2 separate regions of the Homo sapiens genome follow, and region 1 is linked to region 2. Evidence: read pairs that join two places in POLR2A ChIA-PET (ENCODE). Cell type or tissue: OCI-LY7. All regions are shown on one strand.

Region 1 (4,000 bases), 89 kb after region 2:
TTTCTTCTGGGAAAGGATATTAGACTACTACTTTTACTTTCTACTCTCTTAATTTCTTTTTTTTGGTAATTTTCATCTCTTTGCTCTTATCTGTAATAGTCTGGGTTAATTTCCGTATAGCCATCTAATTGTCCTTCAGCAATCTAATCTAAGTCGGCCATTTAACCCTTCCTTCTTCCCTTCCTTCCTCCCTTCTTTCCTCCCCTCCCCTCCCCTCCCCTCCCCTCCTCTCTCCTCTCCTCTCCTCTTCTCTTCTCTCTCTCTCTCTTTCTTTTTTGGCACATCCAAAGTTCTCTTTGGTTCTTTTTCAAACCTGCCTGGGCATTTTTACATTCTGTTCTTGCTTGCTTATTTTTTCTGATTTGACATCTTTATTTACACATGTTTTTGTAATTTTATATTCTGAATTAGATAATTCCAGTATCTGAAGTTTTGGGGGGACTTATTTATTACTTGTTATTTATGCTGACTTTGACTGATGGTGGTTTCTTTCCTTGTGCATTTAGTGAGAGTTCATGTTTAGTAACCTTAATTTGCTGGAGACCAGAGGACATCAACGCAAATGACGGCTTCCTCCTGAGACAGTCACTGTTTGTTTCTCCTGGGGGCCAGGAGATACTAACACCTGGGATGCTCATCCCCTTCCAGAATGCACAGGTTAACAAGGTTCTGCTCTTCCCCTTGACTGCTATCTACTGATTAAAGAGGCTGGGTGTTCCCTAAAGACCCAAGGATATACATATACACACATGCATATATATATACACACACATATATATACACATATATACATATATATACATATATATACCTATATACATATATATACACACACACACACACATATACACATACACACACACAGAGTCCATGTTAAAGTTTCTATTATATTATAAAGCATACCAACATAACATCTCTATCTTCTATAACAAACATTAAAGGAAAAAAACTGACAAAATTTGGAAAACACACTTTAAATTGCCAGCATTAAACTGAAAACAATGGAATTGCCTTTAAGACATGAATAATAGCCAATTTATTAAAGAATTTGATTGCATATTAGGTCACAATCTTTTCCACAATGTATTACTTCAATAGAGATTTATTTTTAAAAACAAAATGCAACCTTGGGCGCCCTCTGATGATGCCGTAGACGTAAGGAAGAAACCCTATGGGAGGTTCACTAAGTCCTACTAGGGACAGTTCTACTTACCACACTACACAAAATTACTTCTTTTTGACACCCTCTGATGATGCCGTAGACGTAAGGAAGAAACCCTACAGGAGGTTCACTAAGTCCTACTAGGGACAATTCTACTTATCACACTATACAAAATTACTTCTTTTTCAAATGTATATTTCCTATGGCCCTGTGGCAATTTTTATTGTTTGTGTGTCTACAGATACACGATTGTATATGTGCATGCATGCATGCATACATACATATCTAAACATTATCCATCCATATCCAAATGGTACTTGAAGTAACCAAAATTTGTCTAATAAAAATTCTATTCCATTGCTCAATACTTCATCCAAAAGCTTTTGATTTAAAGATTTTTTTGGAGTTAGATAAAGTACAATGACAGTTTGGACAATATTCATTGGAAAACAGAAATCATTCCAATTTATCCTGAACCCCACATGAACCTCCGCCTTGGGGCCCTGCATTTTTCCCCTGTGGTAATCTCTGGCCACCCCACTGTGAACTGCCTGGGCCATGGCTCAGTGGAGACAGGGTGTGGAAAGAAGAGACACTGAGAAGGTCATGGCTGACTGAGCAGATGACTGAGATCAGAGAGATCATACCTCATTTGCTCACTAAGTCCTGCCAAGAGCAACACTATTTAACTGCAGGTACTCAAAATCCAATAGGCACGTTTAAAGGAATCTCAGGCTTAAAAGAGGACAATTCACAATGTGCATTTGTCTGAGATAGCTACCACCTTTTGGCAACTATTTAAAATATGTGTATAAAGAGAAATGTTCAAACTACTTTGCTATTTGTATCAAATGTTCAATGCATTTTCCACTGACAGTGAGATAATTCAAATTTGTAAGTCTTCCTTTCAGGTTTTCTCCAGTTTGGTACTATTGACATTTAAGGAGGAATAAGTCCTTTTTATTGCTGGTTGTGCTGTGCTTTGCAGTGTTTAGGAGCGTCACTGGCCTTTACCCAGTAGATGCCAGGAGCACCCCCTCAATTATGTTCACAGGTGTTGCCAACTTCCCCCTGGGGGGACAAAACTGCCCTGGTTGAGAACCATGGCCTTAGTCAAATAAAACAACCCCACAAAGACAAAATCCCCAAAATAAAAAAAAAAATGTATAGCTTTTAAGTACCTCTATTCATTCGATACACTAACAAAACTATCGGGGAACTAATAAACATGAAATATTTAAATCAGGATGAGACAAGGGTGAGTCTTCATTTAACACTGCAGTGAATCTATAAGCCTGGCCTTCCAACGAGGGTCTAGGCTGAGGGCACACATTTGGGAACTATTTATGTATGGATGATATTTCAAGTCCTGAGGCCAGCTGAGACCACCAAGAAAGGAATGTTAGCAACAAAACATAAATGGTCAGAGAACCAAATACACTGATGCTATAATGTTTACAGGCCAGATGAGGAGGAAGCAGTGAGGGGAAGCAAGGACACGGGAGTATCCTAACAGTCTGGATAGTCTGTATCCAGGAGGGAGTGATCACCATGACTGCAGGTCAGAAGGACAAAGACAGAAACGTGACCTTGATGGGAGAGCTTCTGAAAGAGGTGGACAAAAGTCCAAGGAAGGAGAGGGCTCAAGAAAGAATGGGGGTGAGATTTCGTAGACAAGGAGCACAAACAGCTTCTGAAAACTTCTGCTGTCAGTGAGAGAAAGGGGTGAGACTGGGAGGACTGCACTTCAAGATGGGCATGAAAGCAGCCTCTTTGCATGCTGAGGGAAAGATCCTAGTGATGACGGAGAAACTGATCCAGGAGAGAGGTGAGAATTGCTGATGCCAAGTCTTCAAGGAGGTGGTAGCAGACAGGAGCTCCAGACAGACAGCTCCTCCAGGGCACAGGAGAGCAGGTAGGGAGAACACAAACGCAGGAAGGCAGAGTTCAGATGTTCTGAGGACTTTTCTTCCTGCTCAAATCTTAAACACACACCCCATCCTGACTACACGACTCAACCCCGCCTCGCTCACCTCTCCCACTGTCTCTGCTCCTACGCCGTGAACTGAGTCGGAGGGAGAACCTTCGCACACCTATGCTGACTGCGCTCTCCAGCGAGAGCTAAGCTCGTGCTGCCTGGTCATGATGACCTGCAACTTCCTGGTCGGATCTTCCTCCTGTTCACCTCAGGAGACATTACCATTAACTCTAGTTCGCTTCTCCTTTTACCCCAAGCTAACACAACTTTCTGGATGGCCCTGCATGGTGAATGGTCTCACCCTGCACCCAGTAGCCCGGGAGTCCTCTTTGATTCCTTTCTCACTCTTCCATTAGTCAACTGCTCATCAAGTCCTTCTGAGTCTGTTTCTTCAGCAGTCCTAAATAATTCCCCATCCCAGCCTCTAGTAGGCCACAAATGAGGTGGCTGCTCAATGCAGATTCCCCAAAGCATGCTTTGGTGCTCTTTCCTACTTCACATGGTTCTAATGGGAGTAGCCTAACCCTGCCATCCTGACTGCACTGATTTATTCAAGGTAAGATCCTGGCCCAAGCTGGCCCAAAGCACCACTCACTGGCTACTGGGACTGGTTGAGGGAGTGGAAACCTGACCAAGGCCCTACCCCAGGCCATTCCAGATGGAGTTGAAAGAGAAAACAGTTTTCCTCCAAGTGGCAAGACTGAAAGGGGCAGTGATCCTAGTTCTAGTTTCATAGAAAAAACTGGACTGAAAAGATGAGGCCAAGACAGAAAGAAAAATGGAGACAGAAGATAAAAAGGGAGAATCCTGAAGATATCTGAGTTACTGGTTCCAGCTGTCCCTGAAATCGGACGTTCCTG
Region 2 (4,000 bases):
TGTTTATTATAAGCTCTTTATTCTAAAGAGTCTACTATAAGAATTACCCTATTATGTCTAGAGACTCGACAGAACAGACCGAAGCTCTTTGCCATATTATATAAAACAGCAACACCATCAATATTATGGTGACACAGTTTTGCAATCCCTTCTATCTAACAAAGAACTTTTCAAAACCCTTTCGTGGAGCTAGAATTGCTCAGAAAAAAAGTGGGTGTTTTTTGCAAAATAGGAAGTTCGTTTTTCAAAATAAGGAAGCTAGGTCTTAAAGAGCTTTTTACACCTGAAGACATTCACTGCACATAAAATACTATTTGTTTCCCCATAAATGATCATCATGTGTTCCAACGTAAAATATCAGAGACACCTTATTTTTCCCAGTGCCTTTTCTTCCTAATCCTCCTCATGCAATCTCATGGGTCTTCTGCTAACTGCCTCCAAATAAAGGCATAAACTGCAGCAAACAGATGGCCAAACTCCTGAACACTTTCTTCCTTGTGCCAAGCTGCTATCGGATGTAAATACATTCCTAGACTGTGTTAAAAGCAGGATCTTTCTGGTTTCGCTTCAGTGTCTATTACCCAGGTTCTGCTCATTAGAAACTCATTATTATGGACCTAAGTGTCAAGATACATGTTGTAGTGAGGCGCTTCTACACATGCACAGTAAAACTTTTATCTAGGCCACTAAATACTGCTTCTTATCTGTCAGTTTTCAGTTAATTTACAATGCTAACTTATTTATCAGAACTGGAAATGGGCCAGGCCTTCAGTGTATTTGATGAGCCTTACAATAACCCTGAATGCACCTGTTAATTTTGCCTTTGGGTAAACAGTTGAAAACTCCTCAGCTATTTCCTCAAATTGGGTGGAAACAAAGAAACATGAGATTAAAAAAAAGTCTAGATTAGGGAATTGGAGATGCATTAATTTAAAAAGGGAACAGGGTCAAACGAGGGCTAGGAGGCTAATAAGCACAGAGCACACAGCAAAAAAGCTCCCAGCAGGGTAAGAGTTCACTCAATTTATCCGGCGATCTATTCCAGACGCAGTCAATGATACGTTATTGGATCCAGACCTGCAACTGCTTCCTAAGACCAACCTCACTTAAGTGTCATTGCCCTCCCTTTTAGAAATATTGCTATTACCCAAACCTGTTCGCAGGGCAGCTCACTCAGCTGGCAGCCCACTGACTTGTGTTCTTTATGATGCTCCCTCTAACTCCCGTCTCTGCTGTGGGAATTAGGTATAACCACCACCATGCAAACCGCAGAACACCCAAGTTGATCCTACTCTACGAGACTTTTAGTACTTTATTACACAGAAAGCCAATCCCTGGGATAACAGACTATAAACAACAGCAAATGCTCTATCAGGCAGGCTGTACGAGGTTAAGGACTTTGAGAGATTTACTGGAGAGGTTGTGGACGGGAATGTTCCATCCATCAAATGCGCTTTCTTACACATTAGATAAAAGAAGAAGAAGAATGGAACGTAGGACATTTTGGCTAAGACATTTAGAAAACTTGTATGTTTGTCCCAAACAACGAGGGGAAAGGCCGAGTGATTAGCTATGTAATTAAGGCTGCCTTCTAACCTTTTAATTATTATTAATGTGGAAAGTTGTGAGACTGAGAAAACGTGTATTTTATTGCAACAGGAAATAAGTTTTAGGTATTTGCTGATATCATTTCAACATTAAAATATTTAAATTCATTTGGCAAACAATATAATATTATATTAAAGGGGCTTATTGGAAATAACATACTTTATTAAAGTTAGGACCTTCGGGGCAGGGATTTGTTTCTTTCCTGTGCTATCTAATTGTTTGAAAACACACATACTGTATAGCAGACCCCATACTGGACAGCAGAACGAGGCATTTAATACATTTAATAAGGGGACTGTGTTTGCGGGGCTATAAATGTGGGCCAGCTAATGAGGAAGTGATCACCAGTATTCCAGTATTGGGGAGCTTTCCCTCACTCTGGATTTTACCACTGAACACTATATTTTTTAAAAATAATAATTTTAAAAGAAAAAAAAGAAAAGCTGGAGTTCAGAATTGCCCACAGAACATGAAATGCTTTTAATGGCAGTCTGAGGTGACTGTGTTTCTTGTTCACAACAAGCACCTTTGATTTGTGGAGATGAACACTTTCCAAACGACAGGCTCCACCCACAGCAGACATCCGGAGCAGGCACACACGTGTGTGTCTTGTCACCACCTGGGCAGCTTCTGTGACCATGGGTACTAACGTCTCAGCACCCTATCACTGGCAGGGAGAGGCAGGAGGAGAGGCTCCCACACGGAATCACAAGGGTCCCTGAAGGGAGCGAGAAAGAGATGCAGAACGTGTTTCTGGACAGTGCCATCTACTTTGTTCTGGGCCATAGCGGAGGCTCTGAAATAAGTCTTTTCCACAGTGGTCACTCCAACCACCGCAGTTTTGCTGGCAACTCAAATTCAAAGCCATGTGTTGGTGCAGTAGCAGCAGATGAAAACTCAGCGGGGCATTACGCAGTTCCCTCAAAGCCACAGGCCTCAAGAGCTCGCAAAATGCCCTTTAAATGAAGGAATGGTTACCAATATGTAGTATGCATGCCAAGAACTTAAAATCAAACAATAAATTTACAGTATGTCCTTTTGTTCAAAATCTTTCAAGGATATTTTCTGTAATAAAAGCTTTTTGCTTAACGAGTAAACTCAAAAATGGCAGTTGAGGTGCATATGAAAAAAACTTCAGTAGCCTTTCCATTGTAGGCACAGTGATACATTTTCTGTCCTGTGCCTGAGAGCAAACGAGTTTAACAGGGCTTTTTCACTATTTCTTTTATTTTCCACAAGCTTCCCCTCCACTAAAAAGGTGCGTTTCTTTATAATACTTGCTTTGAAAATTTAGCATTATGTTTTTCTTAGTGTCTTTTTTTTTCTCTTAATTTTGTTACTAACTATCCTGAACTATTTTTTCTGTCCCTGGCAATGGTGGAAGGACGGTGGGACGTGGGATCCGATTTTTTTTTTTCCCGAGATGGAGTTTCGCTCGTTGCCCAGGCTAGAGTGCAATGGTGTGATCTCGGCGCGATGCAACCTCTGCCTTCCGGGTTCAAGCGATTTTCCTGCCTCAGCCTCCTGAGTAGCTGGGATTTCAGGCATGCGCCACCACGCCCGGCTAATTTTGTATTTTTAGTGGAGATGGTGTGCCTGTTTGTTGGTCAGGCTGGTCTCGAACTCCCGACCTCAGGTGATCCGCCTCAGCCTCCCAAAGTGCTGGGATTACAGGCTTGAGCCACCGCGCCTGCCTGGGATCCGCTTTAAAGTCTGCGCACATCTTGGAGAATGTTCTCATTTCTGTCCTTGTTGAGAGAAAGGGGAAAGGGGAAATGCAGGCAGGACTTGCTAGGAGAATTTTTTCCCCTTTCCTACTCACTAAGGGCATACAAGAAACTCTGAAAAGTATCTGAGACATGAAATACTGCCAACACAAGACACAAAACACTGCCTTTTTGGAAAAGGCTGTCTGAAGATTATATAAGGAGGGCCGGGCGCGGTGGCTCATGCCTGTAATCCCAGCACTTTGGGAGGCCGAGGCGGGCGGATCACGAGGTCAGGAGATCGAGACCATCCTGGCTAAAACGGTGAAACCCCGTCTCTACTAAAAATACAAAAAATTAGCCGGGCGTGGTAGCGGGCGCCTGTAGTCCCAGCTACTGGGGAGGCTGAGGCAGGAGAATGGCGTGAACCCGGGAGGCGGAGCTTGCAGTGAGCTGAGATCGCGCCACTGCACTCCAGCCTGGGCGACAGAGCGAGACTCCGTCTCAAAAAAAAAAAAAAAAAAAAAAAGATTATACAAGGAGATAACTCATATGAGTGTGTGTGTGTGTGTATACACATCTGGACAACCACGTGTACAGGGCAAGACATAAAACATTATTTCAAGATGTCTATGTGGGCTGTTAGTAGCCACAGAGCCTAATGAAAATTTCATAAGTTATCCAAC

The links. ChIA-PET counts read pairs that join two places held together with the same protein. Peaks named below come from ENCODE experiments on the same cell type or tissue, not always from the same donor. Only the 100,000 strongest peaks of a DNase experiment are listed, where the experiment ranks them.
Region 1: POLR2A ChIA-PET joins it to region 2 with 5 read pairs; 1 of 35 experiments calls an interaction of 5 or more read pairs at or near these places.

Annotation. Positions count from the first base shown.
Region 1 is chr6:1,938,756-1,942,755 of GRCh38, forward strand. All of the region lies in intron 6 of GMDS (GDP-mannose 4,6-dehydratase), which reads right to left. Among named protein-coding and RNA genes, the nearest start is that of GMDS, 300 kb to the right of the region's middle. RefSeq lists a silencer at 1,813-1,882. In OCI-LY7, no CTCF peak of the experiment used is centred here; a DNase peak (open chromatin) is centred at 1,776; H3K4me3 peaks cover 309 bases.
Region 2 is chr6:1,849,698-1,853,697 of GRCh38, forward strand. All of the region lies in intron 7 of GMDS (GDP-mannose 4,6-dehydratase), which reads right to left. Among named protein-coding and RNA genes, the nearest start is that of FOXC1, 240 kb to the left of the region's middle. In OCI-LY7, no CTCF peak of the experiment used is centred here; a DNase peak (open chromatin) is centred at 2,184.